Linked DNA regions of Mus musculus: region 2 is linked to region 1. Evidence: chromatin loops called from intact Hi-C (ENCODE). Cell type or tissue: heart. All regions are shown on one strand.

What was found. Peaks named below come from ENCODE experiments on the same cell type or tissue, not always from the same donor. Only the 100,000 strongest peaks of a DNase experiment are listed, where the experiment ranks them.
Region 2: it touches region 1 in a loop (2.6-fold over the local background); 9 of 42 quality-filtered maps call a loop at or near these places.

Annotation. Positions count from the first base shown.
Region 1 is chr8:77,514,527-77,522,526 of GRCm38, forward strand. Arhgap10 (Rho GTPase activating protein 10) reads right to left here and starts at 3,381. Exons shown (of 23, transcript NM_030113.2): 1 at 3,104-3,381. The coding sequence starts at 3,257. 0610038B21Rik (RIKEN cDNA 0610038B21 gene) reads left to right here and starts at 2,530. Exons shown (of 1, transcript NR_028125.1): 1 at 2,530-4,052. In heart, CTCF peaks have their summits at 3,296 and 6,171 (motif pointing left); DNase peaks (open chromatin) are centred at 895 and 3,485; H3K4me3 peaks cover 3,658 bases; H3K27ac peaks cover 3,080 bases.
Region 2 is chr8:77,437,211-77,445,210 of GRCm38, forward strand. The region is part of intron 3 of Arhgap10 (Rho GTPase activating protein 10); the gene reads right to left. Among named protein-coding and RNA genes, the nearest start is that of 0610038B21Rik, 76 kb to the right of the region's middle. In heart, a CTCF peak has its summit at 3,513 (motif pointing left); DNase peaks (open chromatin) are centred at 3,909, 5,441 and 7,161; H3K27ac peaks cover 792 bases.

The sequences.
Region 1 (8,000 bases):
TATGCATGCAAATCCAGGTGCCACAGAGGCATCATATCCTCCGAGAGCTGGAGTTACAAAGGATTGTGAACCACCTAATATGGGTGCTAGGAATCCAACTCTGACCCTCTGGAAGAGCAGTATGTGCTCAAGTGCTGACCTGGCTCTCGCTCCAGCCGCTCCACAGTTTAATTGGTTTTTGTTTGTTTGTTTGTTTGCTTGTTTAAAATAGGGTCTCACTTTGTAACCCAAAGTGACCCCAAGCCAGGAATCCTCCTACATTGGCCTCCAAACTTCTATGACTGCAGGAGTTCACTTCCACAGCCCAGGCTCGACTTGTATCGTTTCATATCCTTTATTTCAAGAGCTTGGCAGAGTACAGATAGTTCAAAACTGTTGCTCAGATTAAGTGCCGAAACCATCCGTAAAGACAGGACTTCTCTGTGGTGTCAAGAGCATCAAACTGTCGAAGCTACCTCCTGCGGCCACAGAACTCACCAACAGGCCTTCAGGCCCTACAGGACCCCAGCTCCCTTAAATATTTATGGAAGAATTAAAAAAAAAAAAGCTTCAAGACATTCGAATGACAAGTCAAGGTGCCTTGCAGGCCAATGAAGAACAGAAATCACTTAAATGCACCACCCAAAGAAAAACACAAAAGGCACAGAGTAACTGCAAACCAAATTATAAAACACCAAGAAACAGGCGACCTGGCAATCTTGCCCAGTTTGATAACTGCTCTTTCTGCAGACCCTTCCCCTAACGAAAAGTCCTTTCTAGACTCTAGACTCCACAGTTCCGGAAAGACAACTGGTTAAGTGACCTCATCCGCAGGTTTCCAAATTCGAGGGAACTTGACTTGTGCTGCCAAGAAGGGCCATGGGGGAAGCATGGCAAGAATTGCACTACCCGCCCCGCCAAGCCAGACCCCACAGTGAAAACCATCGCCAGTTCTCCTGATGAAGCCCAGCCTTTCAATCTCTCCTAAGAACTAGGAGACAACTTTAATGTGCCAAGTGGGAAAAGGCCAGGGTCTTTCCAACTTGCCAAAATGGTGTACACCAACCCTTTTATTCTTGAGGGGAAGAGTGTAAAGTTAAGGATAAGGATAGAAAAGATAGCGCTGTCTGGCTGCTCCCTTAAATGAGATCATCCATTTTGTGTCTCATCTTTAATCATACGCACAAGGATTAAAACACAAGTCACAAATTCCAGAAGGTCTACCTTCTGAGGAGGAGGAAAACTAGCCCCCCCCCCCCCCCCCACACACACACACACACACACTGGCTGCCTCAGGGACGTGAGGCATGCTTCCTGCCAGTGGAGCAGCTAACATGCAGTCACAGAAATAGCTTTCTACCTATGGCCAAACTGACTGCCATCTGCCCCTCTCCTAATCTCCCTAGCTTCAAAGGAAGCTACTAGCCAACAGACCAGACTGGGAGATGCCTGACACCCGAACCCCAGAGCCCACATAGACACGGAAAGGAAGGTCCAGCTCCGAAGCTGTCCTCTGACCTCCCACGCGTACAATGGCTCAAAAGCACACACACAGTTTTTAAAGAATAGGTACACGTATGTCCTCATCTACTGATGCTGAACACTGGCCATGGAATCCTACACATCCACTTCCCAGTCCATGGATGTCCGCACACCTCCCTGCCTCTGGTCATTTCTCCACATTTACTGACTCTCCCTCTGTTTCCCACCTAGAACAGAAAACCTCAAAGCCAAAGGCCTGCACAGCCACCAAGCAAATAACCCACTCATCAAAAAAGTGATTTCCAGTCCCAACTTTGAAATACGGAAGAGGTCACAGAACCAAAGGAACCTTGGAGATGGTCCAGAGAAGTTGAGCGACTTGCTTCCCAAATTACAGGGATGGCTCCACTAAATTCTTCCCATTAAAAAAAATATTTCAACTCATTCATTAAGTGAATATTAACTAGGCCAGGCACTTGATTGGGTGGATGAGAATGTACACTCAGTACGTTTTAATCTTCCTGGACACAAAACGGTGGGGTGAAAATGTACCTGGGGTGTTTTTTCCAGGGGTGCTGTCTACAAACAAATGGAATAAACGCCCAGAGATGGAGAGTATTGAGCCAGGGAACCTAACCAACCCAAGAGGATAGGTAGAGCACCTATGCTTGGCTCCTGCACTATCAGGCCTTTTAAGGAGGGAAAGGGGTGTTCGCAATAACTCAAGGAATGAATTCAGGGTTCCAGGGTGGCCTGGATGCCAGCACCTGGTCCTGGAGAACGCCCATTTATAGAACATTACAACCGTTTCTGCACAAATTTCAACCAGCCTCTACTCCTAAGACTCACTACAGCTTCGATACACCTCTCTTTCTGTTGTCTTCAGAGGTGGCTTGAGGGTGTGTTAGCTTGCTTGTTTGAATACAGATGGAACTGAGGTGGCCAGCTTCGAGCATGAAGAGTAGAATTTCCTACTCACAGGCACTTCTCGCAGGCCAGAACCTGGAGCAGTCTGCCCACTGACCCTTTCAACCCCTAATCTTTGAACCCGCCTCAGCACAAGACAGAGGAATGTGCAGAAGGCAGCACAAAGCCAGGTAGACTTTCTGGTTTAGCTCACGAGGGACGTAGGTCGGTGCTGTCGCGCAAGGCAGAAAGGGGATACATAAGAGGTGTAACTTAAAGGACTTTTGACGATATCAACTACAGGCAGAGTCCCAAAGCATTTCCAAAAAAAATTACTTGGAAATGTTAGGAGACAAAACTATCAAACTGATTGATGTCTCTATTTTGCGGGAGACTGGAAGCAGCGTTAGGGCGCAGTAAAACCTGACTCCGGAGCAGAGCCTCCATTCGCTCCGGCCGGCGCCAAAGCGTGCTCAGCTGGGCCAGGCGGGAGCCCCGGGGCAGCTCCCACGCACAGCTCCTCGCTCCCGCGCCACCGAGGGCCAGGATCGGGGAAAGGAACGCGCCCGAACCTCCTGGGAGAGGAATGCCCTGGAGCTTATCTTATCCCCTAAGGAATCGCCTATTCCTCCAGCCCGGTCTTAGGAGCACTGAGCCATCCCACTTGGCCGGGGAAGACGATCCTCCCGCCTTCCTCGCCACGCCGCAGCCCGAACGCGAACAGGACCCCGCTTACTTTTGGTGGCAGAGATGAGGTTCTTGCCGTCTTTGATGAGCTCTTTGATGAACTTGTTGGTCCTCTCGAGCTCCGCTTCGTGCGCGCGGATCCTCTCCCGGAACCACGGGCTGTCGAGGTAGCAGTCGCTAAACTCCAGGGGCTGCAGCCCCATGACTGCGGCGGTGCGCGCGGGCGCAGGCCGAGCTGGGCTCCCAGGCGGCGGCAGCGAGCGGCTAGCAGGGCTGAGCGCGCGGCGAGCGCAGCACGGTCATGTCCAGCCCAGCCCAGCGACCCTGGAGAGTACGCGGCGCAGCTCCCCAATCCCGGCAGCCCCCGGCAGCAGCAGAGGCCGCCGCCCGGCCCCGCCCCGCCTCGGGCGCGCCCGCCCCGCCCCGCCCCCGCCCGCACGCCCCTGCTCTCCCGCCCGGGCGCCTTCGGCTCTCCTCCTCCCTGCCCTTCCCCGAACGCCTCTTCCTTCTCTTCCCCACGCGCAGTCGCCCCTCCTCTTCCTTCCGAGGCAGCGGCGATGGAGAACGTAGTCTGTGCCCTCCACCCCCGGACGCCTGCACCTCCCCGATCTCGGCTCACAAGGTCCAGGTGACTCAGGCTGGTCCCCGAAGTGGACGCCTGACCGAACGGGATGGTGGGTTTGTAATAGCAGGCCTCGGTCCCCGAGATCAGACGACTTAAAAGTCGGGGCGGGTGGAAATGATTGACTCATTTTATCTGTGTACCGAAGGAAGGGTGCTTCGCTGTGCAAGGGCTCGCACGCCGGGTGCTCTCTCTCCTTGTCTAATCAGCTGCCTTCGCGGGAATGCTTAACGTCTCCAACTCAGCGTGGACTCTACAGATTCTAGAACATTTTTCTTCGTGTCCATACTGAATGGCTTAGGACAAGGGAGCGTGTGGCTAAACCGCGTTGACCCTGCTTGTGTTCTATTCTGGAGATTAAATTTACACGGGTAGGAGAGGCGATCTGCTAAAAATAGCCCGCCGAAAGTAAATGCCAGACTTTTTGTGGTTTTTCACCATGGGAGGCTGCGTGGACAAGTGTGAATTCGTGTCAGTGCGCCCACAAAACTCCTTTCCTATTCCATGCGTTCTAAAGCAGAACTCAATACCTTCCTCAAATGTATACAGCAAATCTTACACTGGAGACACTTTATCAACTAGCAATTTTTAAGCAATTAACATGTGCCAGGTGCACACATGGCATACATTTTTCACAAACTCACAACACATGTTTACATGTAAAGGTTTAATGATGGTAATAGTACCAGGAAACTTCAAAGTGATTCTTTAAAAACGTTCCGACTGAGTGCAGTAATTAAGAGTTTGTTTGGCCCGTGAGCTGTAGGAGGAGTCTTAACCCTCTGGGAAGCATCTAAATATGCCTACTCTATAAACTCTGTTAAATAACAGCACCATTTGAGTGCCACAGATGAGGCCACTTTAATGTCCATCCTCAGACTTCAAAAGACTTTTACCAATAACTCCTAGGCAGTTTGAAAGGTTCATTTCCTACTAAAATCAGCAAGGAGTCTACCGAGGAAAGAAAGAGGCAAGGGGGAGGGAAAAACTGGAGACTGAATTAGGGCCTGGCAAAAGAGCGAAACACACTCCAGGCTCTGCAGAAACAAAACCCTAAACCCAGGCAGGAATATGGTCTGAGGCTGCAGTAATCCTCGATCCCATAAGCTGAGGCAAGAGGATAGAGAGTTTAAGGCCAACCTGGACTACCTGGTATGAGGCCAGGCAGGGCTACATAGCAAGATCCTGTCTCACAAACAAAGCTGGGGGTGGGGGTGGGAGTGGGGGAGTATTGGCTTGAATAAGAATGATTCCCACACAGGATTGGGCTTCTCTGTTTGAATGTTAGGTCCCTAGTGTGGAACTGTTGGGTGGGGGGGAGGGAGGGGTAGGTGGCATGGCTTTACTGGAAAAGGTTTGCCTGCAGGTTGGCTTTCAGGTTTTAAAAGCCCAAACTGTCTTTCTCTGCCTCATTCTTGTGAATTAAGATGTAAGCTCTCATCTACTGCTCTAGCACCATGCCTTGCTTGCCTGCCACCATGCTAAACGCCATGATGGGCATAGACTAACCCTCTGAAACTGTAAATAAGCCCCCAAGTAGATGTTCTTTTATAAATCACCTTGGTCAGTGTGTCACAGGACTGTAACTAAGTCAACAAGCTAGATTACTCAATGAATAATGTCTGTCTCCAAGCCAACCCACATTGTAGAAAGAGACACCACTCCCAAAAGTTGTGCTCTGGCCTTTATCCACACCTGTGCTTATATGTGCTCTCTCTCTCTCTCTTTCTCTCTCTCTCTCTCTCTCTCACACACACACACACACACACACATACACATGCACACACAAACACACACACACACAAAATAATTTTCTTAAAGCAACTGGGCATACCCTCCAAAAGAAAGATTGCAGAGGCTTCCTCAAAGAGTTCAACATAGAGGATCAATACAGAATGAGCACGAAGGTGGGTGGAGAATGAAAACATCCACTGATAGCCCAAAATGGAGTCAACCCAAATAGCCACCAATGCAAAATTAAGCCACGAGGGAAAAAAGAGAGTCAGGATGCCATGTGCTACAGAACAATGAACTGTGGACTCACAATGCCAAGAGAGCCACCCGTAATGTCATCTGCTCATACAACATATCCAGGTCAGAAAAACTCGCTGAGACAGAACGTGCGTTCGTGGCTGTGGAGAAGTATGGACAGGGCCCAGGTGTGAGGAGCCTCCTAGGCAGGTGTCACCCGTGCTGCTGCAGGCCTTTAAGCATGGTGGTGGTATGAGCTGCCTTGAGATCTCTCTCTTGTAGCTTTATGGAGATTGACAGTCTATAGGAAAGCTATCAGGAAAGAAGTAGCATAGCTTTAACTCTCCAAGGTGACAATGGGGACAGAGCAGTCAGTGCTCTTAACCACTGAGCCATCTCTCCAGCCCAGTAGACAGCCGTCTTAACAATACCATAATGCCTTGGAAAGTGCTATTCTACACTTAGGTAACCTTACGGGGCTGGTGAGATGACTCAGGGGTTAAGAGCAATGTGATCTGATGCCCTCTTCTGGTGTGTCTGAAGACAACTACAGCGTACTCATACACTAAATAAATAGATACATCTTTAAAAAAAAAAAAAAGTATGTAACCTTACGGTATAGCTTGGCTCCCAAAGAGCATTCTGGGGAGAAAAAGGAGAACAGATCAAAGGACCTCAGCCCTAGTGGAGTTAGGCCAGCTTTTCTCAGCCTTTCTATACATATCATTAAAAAAATTTTTTTAAAAATTTTTTTAAAAGCTTTTTTTTTCTTGATCTGGAGAGATGGCTCAGCGGTTAAGAACAGTGGCTGGTCCTCAGAGGTTCTGAGTTTAACTCCCAGCAACCACATGGTTGCTCACAACCATCTATCCTGGGATCTGATGCCGTTTTCAGGCATGAAGCTGTACAAGCAGATATAAAGGACTCATATACATTAAATAAATAAATAAATCTTTTTTTTAAAAAGGATTTTTTTTCAACTCTTTGGCCAGAACTTAGTCATGTAGACACATGTTTTGCTGCAATGGAAAATGTAATATTTTATAAGCTAAGGGGCCCCAGAGTAAAAGGGACAATAAATAGTTTCTAACACAGACTGACATTTTTATGAGTGTTATACTTAAGTTATAGCTATGCCAAAAATAAGTGATGGAATGGGATGAAGGAGTGCTCACTGGGAATCTCTCAGAGCCCCTGAGGCTGGGTCTCACAGAACAAACACACAATAGCAATGAGGAAAATACAAAGAGGCTTCTGCACGGAGAAGGTGTCGTTGATCCAGCTTCCTCCCTCTGCAGCTCTCATCACGGTCAGCCAGCAGCACTGACTTCAGCATCTAGAAAGCTTCCTTCACGGAACCAAAATGCCTTCCACATTGCCAGACACCCAAGAGCTTTGCCTTTCATTAGCTCGAGGGATGACCCCACTACGACTCATTCATTCCTAATCACACCGGCTTAGGGGAGCAGCATTCCCTTACACAGGAGAGGCTGGCCATTCTCTCAATTACTGTGGAAAAGAGGCAGGTGATGCCAAGCAGCCCATTGCACTCAATGGCCCTTGTGCAAACAAGGACAGGCTAGCCTACCAACAGGTAAACCAGATGAACAATGGATCAGTGGATCATTAACAGTATTCAATAAAAAGTACAACATTGATGCTTGTGAGAAGAAAGAAGTACTTAAGCACACTGAGTTGCATATCTAAAAATCATTGAGGTGGCACACACTTTCTTTTGTTATCTTACCACCATAAGAAAGAGCATAGTGATAGAGCTTAAAAGAGCCCCTCGTCCCTCTCTTTTCCCTACACATAACTACTGTTAACAATCCAAGGCCAGGCAGTGGTGGTGCATGCCTTTAATCCCAGCACTCGGGAGGCAGAGGCAGGAGGATTTCTGAGTTCAAGGCCAGCCTGGTCTACAGAGCAAGTTCCAGGACTACACAGAGAAACCCTGTCTCAAATTAAAAAAAAAAATCTATAATGTTCCTTTGCTTAAAAGTCAACTTACCACTGAATTACTGTCCAAATATGTTTGGTATACTCACTACATCTACATTTATTAGAGTTTGTGGCCTCAGCTTGAGAAAGATTATGTGCTGAGAAAGATTATGTGCTGAGAGCATTATGCTCGGTTAGTGCTATTTTGAGTCACTCCCAAATCTCTGCACCCTCCAGGATTGCAGTGGCTACACCGAGTGACGGGAGACGTGAACTGTTGCTGCTCTTGCTGCCAGAAGTTACTGTGACCCCCCCCCCCCAACTCAGATTCTGTGAGAGTTCTTGATGACAACACTGAGCCAAACCAGCATGACCCCCTCCTTCATGGACCAGGAACCTTCAGCACACAGAA
Region 2 (8,000 bases), 77 kb before region 1:
GCCTTATTCTGATCCACAGCAGCTGTTTGAAGAATCCTAGCCCAAACAGTGCCTATCGAGTCTCAAATCTACTTTCAGGTGCTTTGAGATCACAAATTGGATTGGGTTATAAAACAAGAGCAATATAATGATCCCCAGAACCTACATTTATCTTAAAGGGGGCTGGGCGGCATAAAGGCACATGTTTGCAATCCCAGGATGTGAAGACGGAGACAAGAGGACCCTGGCTGGTGCACACAAGTCAGCCAGCCTGGCCAAATCACCAAGCTCTGGGCCAGTGAGACACCCTGTCACAGAACAAAGCGAAGTGGGTAGTTCCAGACCCTTGGAGACACATGGAAAAACCCCTCAGGGCTGTCTGTAAGGGCCTGGTCACCTATGCTGTCAATAGGGCCCTGTGGCTTGGGATGATACACCCTCTGAAAGCATGAGAAAGATTTTAGAAAGTGGAGTACCTTATACCAAAAGGATGTGAACCCTCAGATGTGGCCATTACATGGTGCTCTCTAAGCTGTGCTGTGAAGCTGTGTCATGATAATTCACGCCCTACTGTCTAAGGTGCCAGGAGTGTAGATAACTATTTCTATTAAAGAACTGTGTGAAATATTTCTAAAGCAGACGCTGCTCTTACACATTAATCTTCAGCAGGTGTACAAGGTCAATGATCTCACTATGGCATATTTCAAACCCAAGGCATCATGGGACTAGCTCATTTTCACGTCCCTCCCTTACCTCTACCTACCACTGGTAGGCCTCCCTCTTCCCAGTGCTTTGTCCTGTGTGCAGCCATGCAGTGAGATATATACTGCTGCATAAACTTTCCCCGGCTAAACCAATTCATTATTAAATAATTTAATTACCCTCCATATCCACACTCATGCTGTGTGGGAGCTTACAAGCAACTTCACTAGATACCTCCAGGGACCTAAGCAAGGCTTACATCATCACCTGCCGCCATTCCCACACCTTGCAAGAACTGATTGCCACCCCAGTTCACTGTTTCCACGTGTAGTCTCTCTCTGCCCTCCTCTGTCCCCTCTTCTCTGCCCTCATAGCTCTGCTCCCATGTGTCTTCCCTCTCTCCAGGGCCTCACTCCCGTCCCTTCCCCCTTTTTATCAGATCCGTTACAGGATGTCATTTCTCTGGGGGACATCTTGGCGTGGGCCTGCCAGATACACCTCACACATTCATTGTATTTCCCAACACTGTGACCCTTTCTCCAGCTGGCTGCTCTCCAGGACTGTAGCTTTTCCTGTCAATGTACATCCCAGTCTCATACGATTAAAATGGCCAGTTAAGTGCTCTTATTTTTCTTAAGGAGCTGAGCTGGTAAAAGAATTGAATCAAAAAAAATTCTGCCATTGAGAAATCATTCCATCTTCACCTCAGCAGAGCAAGGTGTGCCCTGCCACCGAGACCGTCAGAAAGCCGCTGCGCCCTTTCTGAGACGATCAGAAGGCCACTCTCTGCTCACTGCGGCTCGGCCCTAACTGCTTCTCTCTTTTCAGCACAGAAAATAATTTTGTTTTGTTATCCAAATATCCTCAGCCAAAAAGAAAGAATGACACCAATACCTAACACCTGCAAGAGAAGAGGGCAGCACCCAGAGAAGGGTCAGATGCCAAGAAAGCCCAGTACAGCCCTTGGTTTTTAAGGTCAGCTTAAACTGACTCTTAGCCCTGTTAAAGAAACAAACATTAAAACACATTAGTTGTATAGTAATAACTCAAAATCACTAACCTAAATTCACTAAAACCAGTGAGTATTATATTTATTTGGTTGGCCGATATTTTTGAGACAGGCTTTCTCTGTGTAGCCCTGGCTGGCCTGGAACTCACTTTGTGAACTAAGCTGGCCTGGAACTCACAGAGATCCCTGTTTCTGGCTCCTGGCCGGCAGCATTAAAGGTGTGCACCACCACTGGCCAGAGGGTTGCAATGAGCTCATAGCAACAGCTAGACCTAAGGACTGAGGTCTACGGTGTGTAGGTCTGAAAATCAGCTAAGGACTGAGGTCAACGGTGTGTAGGTCTGGAATCAGGATGGGAAAACAAGAGAACTGAAGGCCCAGTGCTCAGTCCACAGCCACCCCGTGAACAGTACAGATCGCCTCCATCCCAACAATGAGCGTTTCACAGTTATTAGTCCAACTGCCACATTTCTATTGTTATTCCAGTAAGAACAAGAAGGATCCTCTGAGAATGTTCATCGATTTCAATCCTAAATTCCAATTACCTTGAAACCAACACATCAAGAAGGTTCGAACTACAGTTCTAAAAACCTGTTTTAGATTTATTCCCAGAATACTGCCTATAGCCTAGGCTCAGATTTACAAGAACAAAAGAAAAGAAAAAGAAATGAAAAGAAAAAAGTCAAGTCTATGAATTATAAAACTTTAAGAGTCCCCTTCCTAACATCTGTGCTCTACAAAGTCTTTAGGCTGCATGTGTACTTGCATGCACACATCCCATACATGCACACACATCAGGCAAAAGTTGGCTAAAAGGGAGAGGAACAAAGCAAATCCACGATGAACTCTGAGAGGAAAAAGCAGTGTTTGACTGTAATTTTAAAATCTAATGCCTTTTACTGGTAACAATTTTTAACTTAGACTTAGTTAATATGAACCATAACTCAAAAACTGCTGGACATCTCAGGAGGGCATTAGCGTACCAAGGACACTGGACCCAGTAGCCTTGTTTAACCTTGGTCCTCTCTCCTCTCTGCATGTGTGGCAATAAGGACCCTCATTTTATCTTTTTAACAAAATAAATACTTGGGCAGAACACTGTGAGAAGGAACTCAAAACCCACAGAAATAAGTGATGAAGTTAGTCTCTCAGAAGGCTATAAAAGCATCCTTAGACAGAATGTTAAAGTTTGGCTTTCCAGTTGTAAGTAAGAAAAAGAAAATTATAGTTCCTTCAATCGATGCTATTATAGACAGAGTTGGAGTTAAAATACTGCACTCAATAAGGCAGCAAACTCAAAAGGGGAAAAAAATCAAAGAAAGAACTCTTCAAAATGAGCATTTCATCACCAACAAAAGGGGCTGGGGCCTCCAGCCTCTCTAGGTGCACGGGCCACCCTTGACTGGCAGGGGGCCACCACCTGGGCTGAAGGGCTCATGCTAATGTGGTCCCTTAGATGGCTACAAGCTAAGCACCTGTCTTATACAAGAAGCTCAAATCCCCACTGCACCCTCAGGAGCTAGAACATGGCCAAGCCCAGAAAGAACGGGCTTTTAAAACTATGTGCTGCTGCAGAGACAGACAGCTCAGCCATTAAGAGCGCTGACTGCTCTTCCCTGGCTCAGTTCCCAGCACACACTTGGCAACTCACAACTGATTGTAAGTCCAGTTTCAGGGGATCCGACATGCTCACACAGACAGACATGTGGGCAAAACACCATTGCATATGAAATAAAAAACACACAAGTTTTTCATCCCCAACATCCACATCAGAGGCTCACAAACTTCCAGAAACTCCGGTTTCGGAGGACCCATCGCCCCCTGCTGGCCTGTATGGGTAGCCATGCAAGTATGGCATATGCACATGGAGACACAGACACATAAAAGAAAAAAGAAAAACCACTCAAAAATTTACTATTAAAAAAGCCTTGCCAGTGACTGAAGCCCTAACAACTTAGATGATGAAAAGAGCAGTGTACACAAACACAAAATGTCCAGCTGCTGTTGATAACACAAACACTAGCAAAGAGTCTCTGCCTGCTGTTGTGCCCCACCAACAAATCTGATACAAAAGTTTGTTTCTGCTAGTCAGAACAATACATAGACACAGGGGAAAAAAAAAAAAGGCTACAAAAGCCAAGGTCTACATCAGAGGAAGGGGGAGCCAGCCCAGAAAGGCTTCCCAAGGGGCTGACGGTTAGATGAGGATCTGACCCCAGGAAATGAAGGGAGTGGCCGGGGAAAGGAGAGGGGAGGCCGAGATGGTAACATGCTATGCTCAAAGTGACTCTGAGAAAGCTGAGCAAGACCGTCCACCGGCGTGAGCCTCCTTCCCTGGCCGTGCTTAGCTAGAGGCTGCGGAAGGAGGGGCCTGGCCTTTACACTAATGCAGCAGCGAAGTCCACAACCCATCATTCTCCCTCTCCCTGCATCAGGGACAGGACTAGTGAGTGACAGGCAAAACTCCCAAGAGTTCTCCACAGGATCACGGCAGCTAGTAATCCCTTTGACTTCCAACAAACCCCACCACCAGAATAAGACCATCTTTATTGACAATAGCATGCCACAAAGGCGGGGGGGGGGGGGGGGGGGGGACGGGACACACCGGACCTCCAGGATCTCCTATACTATAATGAAAAGTATTATTACGCTTTATTATATGTGAACTTATATTTCAGTTTCTCCAAAGAGCTTCTTGAAAGTTGGTTTATTTTCATCACATACATGTATGAACAAAGAAATAAACTACTTGTGTTAAGATATTTCTAAAACTTCTTCAGAGCCCAAACACTTCTGAATCACCTTCCATCTTAGTCACCAAAATCTGTTCCCCACCCTCCCCCCCCACACACACACACACATACACACACATACAAATCTTTCTCCCTCTGTACCTCCAGGAATACTGGAAACATAGCGCTCCTTTAGAGGGTATCCCACCTCAATATCCAGGATTTACTCCCAACTTAGCACCCACTTTAGAGACACTGGTTGCTAGAGCTGCATTGTTCATTGACTTAACTAGGTCTCTAAACAAGGTTTCTAAGCTAAGAGAGATTGACCTCTCCCTCTGTAACCAGTCCATCATTTAAGGACTGAACTGAAATCCTGACAACCTGCACTTGTTTACACAGGCAAGAAGAAACACCCAAACTCGCATCTACTCAAGCCGACGGTAGCCATGGATGTACTGATTACACATATTCCCCCATGCTCAAAGCTGGAGGGAAAGAGCTGGTGCAGACCGCTGAGACAATGTGTCCAAAGGGAGCACAAAGCCAGGATTCAATCTCCAGCCTATGCCCCTCCCTCCCCATCCCCCCACACCCCATCCCACCCAACCCCCACCCTGGCCAAGAAGAGGTGAGGAAAAAGACAAAGTTACAAACAGCTGAAGCCAAAAGACAGAATGTTTCTCTCCTCTGCAGGTCTCCTAACAGAGCAGTGGTTTCCAACTTAGTGAGGTAGAACCAACTGTTCACTTCAGTGCGCTACAATTTCCTCTCATCTTTCTAACTCATGCATGATCCGTGAGGCCCCAGGTCATCGAGAAGTATGCGCCATGAGATAGTCAACCCAGCTGGTTCCAATAACACTGTAGTTTAGACAATTGTAGGAACGAGCTGGCAAGATTCTGGTGGCTCCTGGTTCTGTGGGCACATGCACAATCCAAAGTAAGCCAATTCCTTAGAAACAAAGAATCTGAAATAGAGGAACCATGAGTTCCACTGGGGAAGTACAATCTGATGAGACAGGAGAGTCACACATGACAATGAGTCGGCAGAGAAGACACTGACTCATGGGACAAGAAGGCTTCTCCCAAAAACGGTTTCAAGTCTCCTGGCCATATCAGTCACACTCATACCACAATTACGAGTTACGTTTATCATGGATATAATTCCTTAAGTATTCTAGATATGCAAAAATGAATCCCCAACCGGGACATTCCTGACAGCAAGATTTACAATAGCATGCATACCTGACTAAACATATACAACAAAAGGATGATGAATTAAATTAAATGAAAATATTATCATCATTTTCAAAGAAAGAAAGAAACCTTTGTAAAATAAGTAACGGGCAACTTTTGCTTTTGTGTAGTTTTGTATCAGGTTTTCGGAGACGGGGTTAATTTGTCTAGGCTTGGTTGTCCTAAAGTTGGCCTCTAACTCATAGACATCCACCTGCCTCTAACTCCCAAGTGCTGGGATTAAAGGTGTGGCCCACTACGCCTCACACTGTCATGGACAGCTTTTAAAACAAAGTAAGAGAGTCATAGAAAAATGTGTCACTTTCTCTGGAGGAGGAGAACTGACTACTCATTTGTTATTACACACGTGACTTGTGAACAGAAAGCATAGACCGTCAAGTGGTTTATACCATTTATGGTATAAATTCACATTCATAAGCAACGTTCAACAAGAGTTGTATGGTCAGTCACGGGGAAGCCCACAGTTAAAGAGTATATGATCAGTCATGGAGGAACACAGCAGGAATGAAGCAAGCCATAGCACAGTGCTGCCCACATGGGGTGGACACTGCCACTCAGTTAACCCTTTCTGGAAACGCCCCCACAGACAAGCCTAAAGTCGGGTCTCCTGTGCAATTCCAAATCCTATCAAGGTGACAATGGAAACCAACCATCACACTAGATGGTGATGCTGGCCTAGACACCATGTTCAAAGAACACCTGCTGTGGGACACACTGAAGAAGGAGCACTACCAAAAAGCAAAAACATTCATTTACTTTAATATTACTTCAGTAACATTATAAAACATTTCTATAGAAAAAAGTTATAGCCGGGCGTTGGTGGCGCACGCCTTTAATCCCAGCACTCGGGAGGCAGAAGCAGGCGGATTTCTGAGTTCGAGGTCAGCCTGGTCTACAGAGTGAGTTCCAGGTCAGCCAAGGGCTACACAGAGAAACCCTGTCTCGAAAAACCAAAAAAAAAAAAAAAAAAAAAAAAAAGAAAGAAAGAAAGAAAGAAAGAAAGGAAAAAAGTTATAGTTTAGAATAAAAACCAAGTGTCAAACACCAAAGTGGTTATAGCAGAACTCAGAAAGTGTGTGTGTGTGTGTGTGTGTGTGTGTGTGTGTAATACATAAAGGTGAAGAGGTTGCCCTGCCCAGACCTCCTGCGTCTAAGGTGCCTCTGGGCTCCCCTGGAAAGCTCCACCTTCCATCTCCCCCACGCACTGTTCCTGCATCTTTTCTAACTCTCTAGTCCAAACCCCAACTCTGATTTGCCAGGATGCTCAGAAACTGAATCCTCACAGGCTGGCAAGAAAACAAAACTCAGTCTGTTCAAAGGATTTACTCAGAGAAGTAAATACAGTACACAGGGCTTTTTAGAGATGCTCATAAATGCTGCCACACTATTTTTAAAGTCCTCAGACTCCTGGACAGCTGCCCACCTCAGATAAGCACAGCATGTCCTGTCAGGCCACACAGAACATCACAGGAATGCTGGCAGCTCCCCTCAGACAGCATGCACACACGCAACCCTGCCAGGTCTGGCCTCTTACTATGGTCCAGCTCAGATCCCTAGTTTAGGTCTCTTCACTTCCACAGTCAGGGTCAGAAACACTACAAGAAAAAGTTATGCACCTCGAAACCCTGTCCTGAAAAACACAACACTGACAGCGCTGAGCGCATCCGCTCAAGAAGACCAAATGTTTGGGTGTGAAAGCAAACAGTGACTTCTTTTCCTAAACTGGTACTCTGCCTGCTTCCTTTTCCAGTGAGTCACGGATTTCAGTTCATAGTTTTGCTGGATGCCAGGGACTGAATCTTCACTCTGAGCACCCTCTATACTGAGCCACACCCGTAAACTCTGTATTAATAGCAACCGAGGAGTTTGGGGGACACTCAAACACATACTTCACTCTCCTTGAAATGGAAGCAGATTCCCTCTCAAGACGGACGCAGCATTTCAGCTCAGCTGTGCTTAAGTGACTAACTGATGTATGCCGGCTCTGCACTGACCTCTCCAGGACCCCCACTGCCTCTGGTACTGCAGAATTACTGAGCGCACAGGCTTTTGACCACTTCCCCTAGTGGATATCCACCTACTCAAGAGACAGAACTGTGTCACACTGTCACAACCCAGCACTGGGCATGTAGCAAGCACATAGTGGTATTTGCTAAATTAAAGATGTATGGCCCTGCTTAGGTCTGGAGTAGGCATATGAACATGCTGCTGACAGCTTAAACAGATAGGGAGTTGGTAGCCAACTTCCAGACAGATGAATTTACCTGCTAAAGCCCAAAGTCCCACAAAAAAGATATTCAGAAAAAAAAGGAAGGAAGG